Regions from separate parts of the Homo sapiens genome. Here region 1 is linked to region 2. A link is a loop called in an ENCODE intact Hi-C map of the cell type or tissue named here. Cell type or tissue: heart left ventricle. All regions are shown on one strand. Links, peaks and the distances in the headings refer to the core of each region. The heading gives the core; the rest is flanking DNA.

What was found. A loop is a pair of places that touch in the nucleus more often than their neighbours do. Peaks named below come from ENCODE experiments on the same cell type or tissue, not always from the same donor. Only the 100,000 strongest peaks of a DNase experiment are listed, where the experiment ranks them.
Region 1: a loop joins it to region 2, with 2.4 times the contacts of the local background. A loop is called at or near these places in 6 of 110 quality-filtered maps.

The regions. Positions count from the first base shown.
Region 1 is chr2:181,691,007-181,699,452 of GRCh38, reverse strand. It overlaps the pseudogene SAP18P2. Among named protein-coding and RNA genes, the nearest start is that of NEUROD1, 15 kb to the right of the region's middle. In heart left ventricle, for the core only: no CTCF peak of the experiment used is centred there; no DNase peak of the experiment used is centred there; H3K27me3 peaks cover 203 bases.
Region 2 is chr2:181,580,232-181,588,677 of GRCh38, reverse strand. The region is part of intron 2 of CERKL (CERK like autophagy regulator); the gene reads left to right. Among named protein-coding and RNA genes, the nearest start is that of CERKL, 73 kb to the left of the region's middle. In heart left ventricle, for the core only: no CTCF peak of the experiment used is centred there; no DNase peak of the experiment used is centred there; H3K27me3 peaks cover 2,315 bases.

The sequences.
Region 1 (8,446 bases), core at 76-8,075, 110 kb before region 2:
ATGATTGTCACCACCATCAGAAAGAGTTTCTTTATAAATAAAGCATTTGTTTCACTCAACTTAGAGTCCTTATTACCCAGCACAGTACCTGGCACTAAGAGTTCAATTAATACTTATGGAATGAACAGATTGATTAATTTTAAAAGAGTAATTGAATCATGATGGTTGTTAATTTAAAAAGTTGGGTAGTAATTCTTTCTCTGGACACCTGTAATAAGAGAACCAACAAGAAACAGTATAACAAAGTTATTGGGAGTATAATTTCTGTATCCCCTCTACAGTCTAACTCCATAGGGTCAACTCTGTGACCTTGATCTAGTTAAGTGAATCCTTTTGTGTAAATTTCTTCATATGTATAATGTGGATAATGATACTACTTAGCTCAAAAGGTTGTTAAAAGGATCAAAATAGTTAATGCTTGCAATTCCTAGTTAATGCATAGATTAACACCCAACGCATGGTGAATGCTATAAAAATTTTAAAAATAAGTAAAGAAGACAGTTGTGATTCCTGTCTCCACAGAATTTATAGTCTAGGTCAGTGCTGTTTAATAGAAATATAAGGTAAGCCACATATGTAATTAAAAATTTCTAGTGGCTATACTAAAAAGTGACTGAATTATAAATAAGATTGATTTAAATAGTTTATGTAAACTGCTATATCAAAAATATTATTTCTACAGGTAACCTATCTAAAAAGTTATATTCCTTATTTTGTACTAAGTCTTCAAAATTCAATGTATTTTATACTTACAGCACATCTCAATTCAGATGCTTAATTCTCATCTGTATTTAGATCTCATCAACTTACAGTTGAAAAAGTAGACTCACATACCCAAGTTGTTCCAAACATCTTTAAATTTTTACTGTAACTGATTCAGATATCAGTGTTAATTTACAATTTGTAGCAATTGAAATTAAGAATTCAGTTCCTCAGTCATACTAGTTACAGTTTAGTGTCCAAGAGCCACATAGGCCAGCATGGAATTAGAGGAAAGGTGATAAGTAAGCAGACAGTTACAGAGTGTGATTGACACAGAGTACTTTGTTAGGGCAAAGGTTGAGTGCTCTGGGAACACACAGTAAGGGTACTAATGAAGCTTGGTGGAGGGAATTTATTAAGGAATTTTCCTGGAGAAAATGCTATCTTGAGACCTCAAGGATAAGCAGGAGTTGGCCAGGTGATGAGGGAGAAAGCGCATCTGTCAGAAGGAATAGTGTTGGGGATGAGGGGAAGTATAGCATTTTCACAGACCTGAACAAATTTCAGAGTGACTGATGCATAGAGTGTATATGTGTATATAGGAAGTGGAGGATGAGCTATAGGGGGAAGAGGTGGAAAAGGGAGCAGTTGAGAAGTAAGGCTAGAAAAGTTAGCCAGGGAAGAAATCATGAATGAGTTTTTATAAAACATGTTAAAGGAGGTCAGACTATCCTGAAGTTAATGAGAAGCCACTGAAGGATTTAAACATGCAACTGAAGGTTACGTGATCATGATATGTTTACTGAAGATAATTCTGGCTACAGTATGGAAAAAGTTTAGAAGATAATCAATTGTCTAGTGTCTCACACCCATAAGATGGCTACTATCAAAAAAAAAAAAAAAACAGAACAGAACAAGTATTGGTGGGTGAGGATGTGAAGAAACTGAAACCCTTGTGCACTATTGTTAGTAACATAAAATGTTGCAGTCACTGTGAAAAGCAGTATGGCACTTCCTCAAAAAATTAAAAATAGAATTACCACATAGTCCAGCAATTCCACTTCTGGATATATACCCAGGAGAATTGAAAGAAGGATCAAAGAGATATTTGTACACCCATGTTCATAACAACCTTATTTACAATATCTAAAACATGAAAGCTAGCCAAGTATCCATAGATAGATAAATGGGTAAGCAAAATATGATATATACATACAACAGGGTGTCATTCAAGCCTTAAAAGTGAAGGAAATTCTGATACATGCTAACTGAAATAAGCTAATTACAGAAAGACAAATACCACTTGATCCCACTTATATGAGGTACCTAGAATAGTCAAAATCAGAGAGACAGAAAGTAGAATAGTGGTTGCCAGGGATAGGGGAAGAAAAAAGGGGAATTATCGTTTAACTGGTAGAGAGTTTCAGTTTTGCAAGATGAAAAGAGCTCTGGAAATCAATGGTGGTGACGGTTGCAAAACAATGTGAATGTTTTTAATATTAGTGAACTGTACACTTAAAAATGGTTAAGATGGCCGGGCACGGTGGCTCATGCCTATAATCCCAGCACTTTGGGAGGCCAAGGTGGGCAGATCACAAGCGCAGGAGATCGAGACCATCCTGGATAACATGGTGAAACCCTGTCTCTACAAAAATACAGAGAAAGTAGCTGGGCATGGTGGCATGCACCGGTGGTCCCAGCTACTTGGGAAGCTGAGGCAGGAGAATCACTTGAACCCAGGAGGCGGAGGTTGCAGTGAGCCAAGACTGCAACACTGCACTCCAGCCTGGGCGACAGAGAGAGTTTCCACCAAAAAAAAAAAAAAAAAAAGCAAATTTTATGTCATGTGTGTTTTAACAAACCTTTTAAAAACCAAAAGCAATGACTGGGCATTAAGTTAAAAAGGTTATTGCTGAGATGCAGGCAAAAGATAAAGATGGCAGCTGAAATGAGACAAGAGAAGTATTGATGAAGAGAAATAGGTTGAATTAAAAAATACCAGGGTTACAGTTAACAAGAGTCTATTGGTGATTAATTTTAGTCTTGGGTGAGGGAGAGTAAGGAGTTAAGCTATTTCCCAGATTTCTAGTGTGAGCAACTAACGTGGATAGTGATGACATGCATTGAGATAGAGAACGAAGAGGAGACATAGACTTGGTTGGGGTTGGGGGTGGAGGACATAAGAGGTTCACCTTCAAACACATTGATTTTGAGGTATTTGCAGGGAATCCAAGGGGAGTTGTCTTGTTAGGGAACATACTTCATAATTTCTGGACAGATCTTGGAGCCCTTCTCATGTGGGGGATAATTAAAGGTGTAGGACCAAGGGTAGTTCATAGATGTTTATTGTCTGTCTGCCAGCATATTCTCCTTAATTTTTTGGAGTATTTTGCATTTCTTCACCAATAATCTGTGTGATTTGGATGGGGCTCCGCCTAAATTTGTCCCCAAGGATAGAATATGAAACACACCTGGCCACAGTGATTGGGGTGTAAGGTTGGCAGCCTCAACTAGTAAAGTAAATGTCAGTCTAAGGATGTGTGCAGGAGTTGCTGACTTAGAAATAAAAGTCTACTCCACTCAATTCCATTAGACTAGGAACCTATGAAAAATATGAACCAGGAACCAGGTTTTCCTAGGAACCAGGAAAAATATGAAATTAGAGCTGTTGAAGCCATCTTGCCACCATGAGGATGATAGTAACTGGAGGCCATCACATTGAGCCTGAGAAGGAATCTAATATATAAGTTTGAGATGAAGGGTAATTGAGTTCTTTTTATGTCATTTCAAATCTGAATCCAGCCATGCCTGAAGCAAGACCAAAGACTAGGCATTTCAAATATGTGAGCCAATGAAGTGCCTGCTTTTCTTATACCAGTTTGAGTTGTATCCTAATGAATATAGGCAGCCCTAGCTCTGCATAGTAGTGCAGGACCATAAAAAATGACTTTACCACCAGGTGCAGTGGCTCATGCCTGTAATCCCAGCACTTTGGGAGGGTGAGGCAGCGGATCGCTTGACGTCAGGAGTTCGAGACCAGCCTGGCGAAACGCTGTCTCTACTAAAAATACAAAAATTAGCCGGGTGTGGTGGCGCATGCCTGTAGTTCCAGCTACTCAGGACTGAGGTGGGAGTATTGCTTGAAACCAGGAGGTGGAAGTTGCAGTGAGCCGAGACCATGCCACTGCACTCCAGCCTGGGTGAGAGTGAGACTCTGTCTTAAAAATAAATAAATAAATAAAAATGACTTTACAAGCTGAAACTCTGAAAAGTTGGTCCAAGACCTTTAGATTTTTTTGTTAAAATATTAAAGAAGACTCTTATTTTGAGAAACTAAAAACTTATAAAATTAATATTTATTTAGTATACTAAAATTTATTAGATAATTAAGCGTTCAAATGTTGTATTTCTTTGTAAAAGTGTATCAAAAGTAGTTTGGACAAGCATTTTTTCTTAGTGAATTATTACACTCCTTTATAAGTTTGGATCACCTTCCAACATTTTACTTTTTGCCCTTTCAATGCTGTAAAATATCTCTGAGATTTCCTTTAATTTGAAGGGTTTTTGTCTGTTTTTCTGTTGCTTTTTTTATTACACACATATATTTAACAGTACAGTTTTACATAGAATGCTAAGAGCATTTCTTCATATTTTACAAAAAGGCTGGAAACATATGGACTTTGTATTAGTAATTATACAATAGCACATCCAAATCTAATTCCTAAATAGATGATGGATTATAATTTGCTTAGAATTCAAAGGCTTAATGACAATAATCTGGGGAGGAAAAAGAGTAAGTTTATTTTACATAACTGACCAAAAAATAAACACAAGAAATAGTAAATAGAATTTAATGTGGTCTCATGTGCCCTGAAGGAGGTGGTGCCCGATGCGGAGGGGTAATTGCTATGTCCAAGTAATCTACCTGGAACTTCTGCGACGGCAGGGTCATGGAATCATCAGTCCCCTTTCTGCCAGACTTGGTGCTACCAACTTCCTTAACTCGATAGCCAGGTCTTTTAACATCTGTAAAAACGACTGCAAAATTGAAGAGAGTGCCCTTCTTTCTAGCTTCTGGGTAGACTTCTTTTACCAAGCTTGTCAGTTCTTTCAAGGTTGCATCCATCCAAGCGTAGATCTGCAACTCTCTGGACTGTACGTTTCCCCGGGAAAACTCGTCCGTTCGGTGGTGGTGGCCATTATTGGTGGTGAAGATGCGCAGCAGCAGCAGGCATGTTTTCTCACGGTTGATCGGGTTCTCTGGCTCCGTCTTAATCTCCTCCCGGGTAACGCGCGACCCCACCGCCATCTTCCTCCTACGGCCCGCCTGTTTTTCTTTACTGTGGTTACTTCCTCTGGGATATTGTCATCCTTTTTGTCACAACCACTTTACTCTTTTAAGTCTATACATTTGCCTTAATGAAGTTCCTGTGGCTGCCAGCCTAGAGTCTTTTGAATAGCAAGTGTCAACATTCCCAGTCAGCTATTTCTTCCAAAATCCCATTAATGTTCAATTCAAACACTGTGAAGTCATGCCAGTTTCTAAAACACTAAAATCTGCCTTCACTGTCAGGGAAACATTTATCTTCGGTCTCCTTGTAATTACTGATTCCTTTCAATGCAGCACCTGACTTCAGAGTTTGGCCTGCATGATAGTTGTTAAGCTGATTGGGTTTTTGTTTTCACTACACTGTTCAATCCTAAGTAGAAGTAAATGCTCCATTTTTACCCTAAGCAGCTTTCTGTTCTGAGTGCAACTTAAACTAAACAATGTTGAAGCTACATTACCTTGTTTTTGAATGATCTGACTTCTTCAACATCATTTGTTCACTAGCTTCAGGCAGGCCTAGGTCTCATCCTGTCTTCACTTTGCTGTCTCCATTTTCAAATCTCCTCATCACATTCAATTTCACTTCCAGCATTATCGTTTTTAATTTATTTGCTGCACTTTAATTGCTGTTGGTCACTTTTCTCTAATATTCATTTCTTTAATGTCATATGGGTTTAATACTAGGAAAGAAGGAGGCCACCCAACTAAGGCTTTGCTGTCTGTGCATAAACTAAATAACAGATGGGCAGTGACCAATCACTAACAGAATTTGAAACAACTGATGTGATTGGTCACTGACCATGATATATGTCTGTTATTTACATAGAGATTCGTGTACTAAAGAGCTAGCAGTGAAGCTTATACGTTAAGCAGTTACTCACAATTAATACACTGCGTAACTGAAATTTAAACCATGTGGGGTCTAGTGTCATTTAACTGAACAGTAATAAATGAAATTTGTGCATATGAAAATTGTTCAAAGCATTAACTGCCTTACTAACTAATGCAGAGATTGTGTAAGAAGAAAACAGAAGAAAGCCTAGGAGAGAATCCTGAGGAAAACCAAAGATTTAAGGGATGAGCAAAAGAGAAATCTGCACAGTAACTCATAAAGAGTGGTCGAAGAGGTAAAGAGAAAACAAGAGCATATGGTGTCATACAAGGTAAGAGAAGACATATTGCAATTGCATTTCCCACTCATTTTTTAAAAATGAGCTCTAATTAACATTCCATAAGATTCACCATTTTGAAGTATACAATTCAGTGGTTTTTGGTGTACTTATAGAGTTGAGCAACCATTACCATTATCTAATTCCAGAATATTTTCATCACCCTGGAAAGAAACCCATTACCCACTAGCTGTTTACTCTCCATTCTTCCCTCCTTCCAGTCCCGGGAAATCACTAAACTGCATTCTGTCTCTATGACTGTAACTACTCTAGATACCTCATATACGTAGAATAATACAGTATTTGTCCTTTTGTGATTGGCTTATTTCACTTAGCATAGTGTCTCAAGTGATTGTTTTTGTTGTAGCATTTATTATTTTTATAGCTGAATAATATTCTATTGTATGGATATACCAAATTTGTTATCCATTTATCAGATGATAGATACTTGGCTTGTTTCTACTTTTGAACTATTACAAATAATGTTGCTATGAACATTTGTGTACAAGTTTTTACGATAATATATTTTCTAGTTTCTTAGGGATATTTCTTCCCTATTCTTAGGGATATACCTAGGAGTAAAATTGCTCAGTCATATGTTAACTCCCACGTTTTGAGAAACCATGTGAATGTTTCTACAATGGCCATACCAGTTTACATTTCCATGGGAAATTTGTGAAGATTCTTTTTCAAAAACCTTACATATATATAATTTTACTCATTTTATTCTTCTAGTTTCTCATTTTATTTAACCGTGCACATTTCTTCCTTGCATCTTTGACTTCCTTATTTCACATTTTTAAAGTTATCTCCTAACTATCTATACAATAAGTTTTCTTCACATTGCAAATCATTTGTGGCTTTCCTATCCCACACTGTATAGAATTTATTCAAACTATGAAAAGTACTAGGTCTTTCATATTTCAAGCCATTTGTCCAGGCTGTTTATAACCACCAAAAAAAAAATCAAAAGTTAGATATGGATAAGAACAGTGACTTTATTTAGCTTCCCTTTCTCTTCAATTAAATTAATTTAATCTAATTTAATAATCTTGGGAGGAAAACTCTGCAAAATATATTAGTCATAGATGGTGCAAAGTGAAGTAAATTGCTTTTTATTTTGGAAGAATCTCAGTTTGCCCCATTTCATTTGATCCCCCGTATTTTCACTGAGATATCAGGACCCTAAATTTTCCTTGGATTTACTCCTCACTCTCTGTCAATCATGCACCTTTTTGATGCAATTAGGGTGTCTGCCACCTCCTATATTACAAGGAGTGAAATAGTTGGTATACCTGAAATAGAATATCTCAAAGCAAGCTACTTCTTGTGCTCTTTACTTATTGGGATTTTTCAAAAAGTTTTTAGTTTGGCATTATGGCTCAAGCCTGTAATCCCAGCTACTCAGGGCAGGAGGATTGCTTGAGGCCAGGAGTTCGAGATAGCCTGGGCAACATAGTGAGACCCTTTTCCTCTTATAAAAAAAATTGCCAGAACAAACGCTGAATGTCACGTGTCAGGATTGTGTTGATTTACTCAACTAAAAGATATCATGTGGAATAGCATCTGCATTGAAAAATCACTACTTGATTGTGAGGCCGGGGTGTGCAGATCACTTGAGGTCAGGAGTTCAAAACCAGCCTGGCCAACATAGTGAAACCCCATCTCTACTAAAAATTTAAAAAAAAAAAAATAGCTGGGCATGGTGTTGGGTGCCTGTAATCCCAGCTACTCTGGAGAATCTCTTGAGCCCGGAAGGTGGAGGTTGCAGTGGGCCAAGAATAAGTGTACAGTAATTCTACTGACATTCTTAAAGATTCTCATCTGCACAAGGCAAGGAAAGGGGTTCTATAATGGAGATGTGACAGGGATCACTACCTATGTTTGTTAGCATATGAATTCAGTTGCTGGAGAGAGATTCACAATGATACAGCATAAACAAAATAAAAATTTCTTTCTCATTCAAATGAAAGTCCTTGTGTAAGCAGACTAGAGCTAGTATGGTTATGCTATCAATGACCCAATTCCTTCTATCTTATTGCCAGCCACATTGTCTCTATGGTGGTGCCTTGGGTCTGCATTTCAGCCAGCACAAAGGAGAAAGAAGAAGGTATAGACACATCACTTTATTTTAATGACAAGATCCAGGAGTTGTTCTCGTCACTGTCACTCACATCCCATTGGCCAAAACTTAATCACATGGTCATATGCAGCTGCAATGTGACAGGAAATGTAGTCTTTTTTC
Region 2 (8,446 bases), core at 213-8,212:
TGGAAAAGAGAATGGAGGTTCCTCAAACAGTTTAAAGTAGAACTACCATATGATCCAGCAATTCCACGACTGGGAATATATCCAAAGGAAATCAGTATATTGAAGAGAACTGTATTTTAGTGATTATTGCAGCATTGTTCCCAATAGCCAAGATAAGGGATCAATCTGAGTATCTATCAATGGACAAGTGATAAAGAAAATATGGTGTGTATACACAATGGGATACCATTCAGCCTTTGAAGAGAAGGAAATCCTGTCATTTGCCACAACGTGGTTGAACCTGGAGGACATTAGCTGAGTGTAATAAGCCAGCCACCAAAAGAAAAATACCACATGATCTTTCCTATATGTGGAATTTTAAAAGTTGAACTCAAGGAAGTAGAATAGAATGGTAGTGACCAGGGGTATGCGATAGGCTGAGGGATCAAGGAGATGTTGGTCACGGGATACAGGATTTCAGTTAGATAGGAGGAAGAAGTTCAAGAGGTCTATTGTATACCATGGTGAGTATAGTTAATTATAAAGTATACTTGAAAATTGTTAAGAGTAGATTTTCTGTTCATACCACAAAATGATAAGTATGTGAGATAATGCATATGTAAATTGGCTCAATTTAGCCATTTCACAATGTATATATATTTCAAAACAACATGATGTACATGATAAATATACAGTTTATTTTTAATTAAAAATTTTAAACTCTCTAATTGGTCTTCAACATATAGTACACAAGTCTTTTCACGACTCTTTATAATGGAACATATGTTCTTGGAATGCTAAAAATTATTTTTTTTGGAGGCCCTGCAAATAACTAAAAATTTATCTTAAAAGCCACACCTAATTACTTACATATGATCCAGAAAGGATACTTTGAAAAAGCTTTTTAATTGATAAAATCATTAAGGTAAAACATATTCATAAAAGTGTTCTCTAATAATTTTATAATTTTCTAGTTCATGAAGGATTAAATATACAACTATCATTTGAATTGGATTTTTTATGAGGTTAATTGTATTTAAATGCTAATTATTTTAACTAATTTTGTGGTTGACTTCTATGTAGAGTAGGGAAAAAGAATTTCCTAAAGCCAGTTACGTATATCTCTTTTTAGTCTGGATTTTTAATTAGGAAAAGTGATATAGTTAAATAGGTCTACTCTATAGCATCTTCTAAAATGAGTAAAAATTCATTATATCAGGATAAAAAATGATAAAGATATATGGATGACACATTTGGCTGAATTTTTCTTCTTCGCTGTTCTCTTGCTCTCTATTTAAATAGTCTTAGCTCTTTTATCATTTAAATTCTGAAGTATTGAGGTGATTATTCCGGCAGCAGGTGATTCTGCTAATTACTGTTCAGTCAGTTTTAGCTATTAGAAACAGAGATATGTTTACATTGCTGGGCTGCATGTAAATTTAGAAGTTACATGGCTTTGTTTTTACTTTGACTTACGGCATTAAAATTATTTTCATCTGTGTATGTAAAGATCTGCATCTATAAGCTTTTGTGGATAATAAGGTGAAATTGATGCATTTTAATATAAATTGCCAATATAAAATATCTCTAACTCAGACCTCTACTGGAAAGTTGTCAAATCTTATGTAGGAAAGGCTTTTACCATCACTGTTACACATTAACTGGGCATAGTTTAATATTAATAGCTCCTGAGACTTGTGGTTAACTGAGGTTTCTATTTCCTGTGTTTGGGTTTTATCTTTGCAACAACTTGGTTGCTTTTCTGTGTAAAATAGTGGTGAATATACACAAGAGTATGACAAGGTTCTGGGCTCTTAACTTTGATGAACACCATGCCATTTCCATCATGCTGCACTCAAAACAGCACAGATGTGAGTCTGGGAGTGGCGTCCCTGCCGCTCTCATGAGCCTTTGTTTGGAGAACACCCTGATTAACCCCCACCCTTCACGGTTCATTGACTCACTGATAGATCAAGTTTAAACTAGTATATATTAGCACATTTGTTACCAACAGAGGAACAGTTGGCCATTCTGTTTTACATTGCTGGTTCATTGCAAACTGGCGTGCTAAAAAGGTCTGTACTCTAGAGTATGAATTGGGAAGTTACCAAAGGACTGAGAACCAAGTCAGTTGCATATTAATGTTGAATTATACCTATATTTTAATCTTGGATTGTCTACTTGGGGGATGCTTACACTGTTGTCAAGTTATGAATAAGTGATAATTACCACTTTGAAATTCATCTTTTTTTTTCAAGGAGTTTAGGGGATTTAGGTGTCTCAATATAGCTTTCATATTAAACAGTTTGTCATAATTGGATGAGAGCAGAGCAAGGTCATGACTACCTGATGCCTTGTGTTGGAGCATTTTAAAAATGTTTTCCAGAGAGTTATTTGTACCTAATGACTTTACATAAGTCCTTACATTATACTTTATTTCTAGGTCACCTAAAAATGTTAATTGTTTAGTCAAGAGGGTTAGGATGTGTGTCTGTTTTCTCATGAAAAAAATTAAGCTGTTCCCTTTTTATCAATTTTCTTGCAATCTAAAGGCTTTTTTTTCTTACCTTCCTAACCTAGTGACTAAGGTCATCTTATTGTTACAGTTCCTTTCATGGGAGATAGGTTTACTGCATCATTTGGCAGTTTCATAGGGTGAATTTTGTCTTGGCTTCATCTTTCCTTACTGGTTGTCATCCCCTGGGCCACCTGCTTTTTTGCATTTTCCTTTCTCTTGTGAGATGATGAAGCTCTGTGCCCCGATGGGGATGAGAGACAGCACTCTGAGTTCAAGTCTAGGATAAGGCAATGGGCTTGCTTTTCAAAACAAACTAGTGTCATACGGGCTGCTGCTTTCAGGTCCACTGTCTGATTTTATCACTGATGACTTGTTTCTGGAAGGCAAACTGATTTAAGTTCTGAGCAAAAGGGTCGGTGTTTATTTTCAATGCTACTATTAATTTAGAGTTTTAATTTAGAAAAGATTTTTTACCAGTTCTCAAATATGATTTTTCTATTGACTTTAAGTTTGTAGATATAAGGAGTAGACATGAGATAGAGACTGAATTGCTTTTTTGTTTTTAAAACTTGGCAGTAATAAGGGGTTGCTTGTTTTTTCATGCTAAATATTTTTTCTAAGGGATCTAGATACCTATCAGAAAACTTAACTTTGATAACTCTGGTTCTTTATTAAGTATTTTTGTCTTATTTTAGGAATTAATAGAAATAGTTGTAATTTTAGACTTCCTTTATAAAATACCAATTTAAAGAGAAGCTTTTTGCTTAAATGATTGTTTTGCAGTGTTGTGCTTTTGTTTTCTTTAATGCAGTTGAAATCGCAGCTTTATAACTTATTTTTTAATTTGGGGTTTTTAAAAGAATATTAGTTATTTATTTATATTTATTGGGCACCTACTGTGTGCCAGACACTATTCTAGGAACTAGTAAACATAGCAGAGAGCAGAATCATGAAGTTCTTGACCTCAAGGAGCTTAAATCCTAGTGGTAGAGGGGGAATTCAAAAAAATCAAATAAATGTATTTCTATTATGTCAAGTGATGGTATGTACTACCAGGCAATCAGATGAAAATATTTCCTCTTCTATACACAGTGGGCAAGGAAGGCTTCATTGACTGTGGAGTTTTAGAAGAAAGCTGAAAGTAATGGGGAAAGAGAGCCATATCGATATATGAAGGAAAACATGGTCCAAGCAGAGGAAACGAAAAGTGCAAAGAATTGAGCAAGAAAGTCATGTTCAAGTGGAGTCAGCAGGGGAAAGAGTAGGTCACAAATGCGGCTGAGGGTGGGTCATGAAGGGCCTTACAAGCTTTGTATGAGTTTTTACTTTTATTCTGAAAAAAACAAAAACAAAAACAAAAAAAACCGGGGAGCTATTTGGGGATTTTAATAGAAAAGTAACATAATTTCCTTTTAAAATGGATATGTGGCCACTAAGTGGAGAGAGTGGTGTATATATGAGTGGATGGAATAATTGATACAGGCAAGCAGGAGACAGGTTAAATGAAAAATGGATTAATCCAGGCAAAAGATGGTGACTTAAATTAAGCTGGGAGTGGGAGAGATGGTGAGACATGCTTAGACTTTGGATTCATTTTTCCAGATAGAACTGGCTGACAGAGACATGTCATTTACCAACATAGACATGGCAGATTTTTTTTTTCTTTTCTGAGACAAGGTCTTGCTCTGTTGTCCAGGCTGGAGTGCAATGGTGTGACCATAGCTCATGGAAGCCTCAGACTCTTGATATCAAGTGATCCTCCCACCTCAACCTCCCTAGTAGTTGAGATTACAGGCATATGCCACTGTATCCAGCCAACTTTTTTTTTTTCTGTAGAGACAATATCTCTCTGTGTTGCCTAGGGTAGCCTTTAACTCCTGGCCTCAAGCATTCCTCCTACCTCAGCCTCTCAAAGTGCTGGGATTATAGGAGTGAGCCACCATGCCTGGCCAATATGGCGGTTATTAAGAGGATAAGTCAAAGATTACATGAATATTCTGTTATGAAAAGTGTCAAACATATAGAAAATATAAACAGTATTCCAGTGGGCACCCATATTTTTATCACCTTGATTCTACAGATCTTAACATTTTTCTGTATCTGCTTCAAACATTTTATTCTGCCAATGTGTTCTAAAGTAAATTGTTGATATTGTGATAGTTCTCTCCAAAATGCTGCAGTGTGTAGCTCTAAAAATAGATATTTTTCAGATAACCAAATATCATTAACCTGCCAAATCAATGAATGATAATTGCTTATTAACATTTAATACTTGGTCCATAGTCAAATTCTCCATATTTTCCATAATGTCTTTTATAGTTAACTTTTACCAACTAGTGTCTGATCAAGAATCATTCATTTAACTAATTACATTTAAACTGTAACATTACAACATGTTTTTTCGTATGTTTTATTCTCTCTGACATTGACTTATGGAAGAGACTAGATTATTTGTCCTGTAGACATTTTATCATACATAAGAGTTACTAGGAGAGCTCTGATTACTAGTCCCCACTCTCAGAAATTTTGATTCAGTTGCTCTTTCCAGTGAGCTGCTGGTGATGCTGGACTTTCATTCTGAAGACCATACTTTGAGCACTACTGCTGTACCACTATCCGATGGCTTCTTTGTGATATCGTTTAACTTGTTGTTCTGTTGCCTGTATTTCCTCTAAACTGAATTTTCAATCTAAAGGCTTACTGAGATTCATGTTTGATACTTTGGGCAAGAATACTTCATAAGTTCTAGTGCTTAATGTTAGGTAGCACTTAATTCTGACTATTTCACTATTCATGAGGCTAAGCTAAGGAGGTGACAGCCTGATCCTTCTATTGTAATGTTTCATGTGAAACTACTAGATAATTTGTTGAGTTGGGGGGTGGGTAGGGAAGAGATATCTAGTTTTCAATAAATATTTCACCTAATGGTTTTAACACACATTGATCATCCTTGCCTGAACTAATTATTTAATTAGGGATGGCAACATGGAGACTTTCTAATTCAATCTTTTTTTTTTTTTCTAAATGAATGGCCTTGTTTTTATTTTTAAATGGATGTTACTTCGCAACTGGGGTTATTTGATTACCCAGAAATATAGCGCATATTAAAAAGGTAGGATAAATGCTTAGTTAACTAATTAAGCAATTTTTAATTACCAGTTTTCACAGTAAGGCACTAAAGTTTCTGACTTGAGCAAAGATAAAGTGGAAAGATAAAGTGGTCGTTTAGTGAGATGGGCAAGACTGTGGATAGGTAGACTAGGTTTGGTGGGAAAGTCAGAATATCAGTTTTGAATATGTTAAGTTTGAGATGTCTATTAGAAACATATGTTGACGAGGCCAGGTGCAATGGCTCATGCCTGTAATCTCAGTACTTTAGGAGGCTGAGGTGGGCGGATCACCTGAAGTCAGGAGTTCAAGACGAGCCTGGCCAACATGTGAAACCCTGTGTTTACTAAAAATACAAAAATTAGCTGGGCTTGGTGGCATGCACCTGTAATCCCAGTAATCCCAGCTACTTGGGAGGCTGAGGCGGGAGAATCACTTGAACCCAGGGGGCGGAGGTTGGAGTGAGCCAAGATCCCGCCAGCCACTGCACTTCAGCCTGGGTGACAGAGCGAGACTCCATCTCAAAAAAAAAAAACATATATATATATATATATATGTTGACAATATTTCAGTTGAATAAAATAAAATATTCTAGCTATTTTAGGTAGAAAGGCATTTTATACCGATACTACTACTAAAGGGTAAGAAGATATGACTGTAGTACATTAAATATGCTGATGGCCTACAACTGTTGCTGTGTTGCTTTTTCCTCTTCACCACACATATGCAGCCTCATGAAACATTTTCCATGACCAGCACACTGAAGGAAATAAAAGGAACCTAGTTTAGAGATGGTTCTGCATGATACAACAAAAATGAGCTGCTAAAGCATTACAATCCCACTCAAGAGTATTCCCCCATCAAATAGTGGGGCTGGTATTTTAATCAGTTGATACTAATTGTCAAGGTGTGATGGCCAAGGGATTGATGTTTATCAGTGTATGGACAGTGGTTCAGAGTTTGGTGAATTAGTCGAGTTGAAAGAGAAAGATTGGTGACAAAGATGTATGAGGTGGAAAGTATACTTTCACAGAATAAGAACAGAAAATGAGATTTATGTTTTTTTGTAAACGTTCAACAAAGAAAATTCATTCAGAGGAGGAAATAGGTAGGCAAGATGCCCTATTCTACAGATGTTAGTCAGCATCACTGCAAAGCAACCTCAGGGCTTATGCAGTGGACACTTAAAATAGCACTGGTGCAGGGATGGGAGAAATAAATGGATTTAATAAGCACTGCTGCTTACCAAGGTTGATTGAATTGCCACTATTGCCAAGTGTTCTACCTGCAAACAGATCAACCTTGAGCCCTGGATATGGCACCATGTCCCAGAGCAACCAGCCAGCCACCTGGTGGCAGGTTGATTGCATTGGATTTGCTCCATTATGGAAGGTCAGTGGTTTGTCACTGCTGCGATGAATGCTTACTGTACGTTTGGATTTGCATTCCCTGCCCACCATGTTTCTGTCAGCAATAACATGGCCTTATTAAAGCCTTATTCAATAATATGACATCCTATATAATATTGCTTTTGATCAGGAGACTCATTCACATCAAAATAAGTGAGGCAATTGGCTGTCAACTACAGGATTCACTGGTCTTACCATGTTCCTGTTGTAGCATATTGTATTCTACCTGGAAGATGAAACCTTGTGACATTAAAGTAGTTTTTAGTTCCATAAACATAATACAGGGGTCTATGAATCAAGAAGTGGAGGTAGAAGTGTTGTCTTTTACTTCACATCTAATCACATGTTCAAAATATTTTTTCATCTTGCCTCTGCAACTTTGAACTTTGCTGACACACTGAGGTTTTAGTGTGAGGAAACAATACTTTCACATGGGAACATGATAGTCGTTCAATTGAACTGGACATTTAGAATAACCTGGCCACATTACTGAACTGTATAACTGAAACAACAAATGAAAAAAATGAAGATGCTACGCTGGCAAAGATGATTAATTTTGATTATTGGGAGAAATAGTATTGCTACTGTTAGGAGGAAGACTATATGTCTAGAAACTAGGAGGAAACCTGGGTTGCCTCCTTGTAGCAGGGTAAAATGAGTGAGTACCTTGTCTAAGAAAGGGAACATGACCAAACTGAACCCAGAAGACATAGGAAATCTAAACAGATCAATTAACACCAAAGAAACGGGCATTTTTTGGTACTTCTAAAAAAGTACCAGACTGATATTTTCACAGAGATGTTCGTTATACCCTTAAGGAACAGGAACAGAAAACTTCTATACTATTTAAACTATTTTAGAGGATAGAAAAGGAAAGAAAACTCCAGATTTTATTTATAGAACTTGCATGAAATTGATACCAAATTCTGACAATGCAAGTTCAAAAAGGAAAACTAGAGATCAGTGTTACTTATGTCAAACAGCTCTTAATAGAATAGATGGATATGGTTATCAACATGATAAATATGTTTATCACATTTTAAAGCCTACATGGAGAAACATTTGAGGTTTTCTTATTCTAGAACTGACAGGAATGTCCTTTATTATGAGCACTATTAGTCAAATTTTTCTGGTGGAACTAATGTAAGTAGACTGCTGAAGAAAATGAATGGTATGAACATTGGAAAGGGGAAATTAAATGATTATTATTTACAGATAAAATAATTGTTAAGCTGGAAAATCCAAGTGAATAAAGGGAAGGCCTACAATTAAGCAGTTAAGGAAAGGGCTAGGTATAGAAATCAATAGTTTTGATATATGCAGGCTATAGCCAGTTAGGAGATCAGTTAGGGGAAAAACACGTTGACAGCAGCAACGAAAAGCTGATAAACCTAGAATTGTTCACCACTTATCTTAAAATGTTTAACATGGT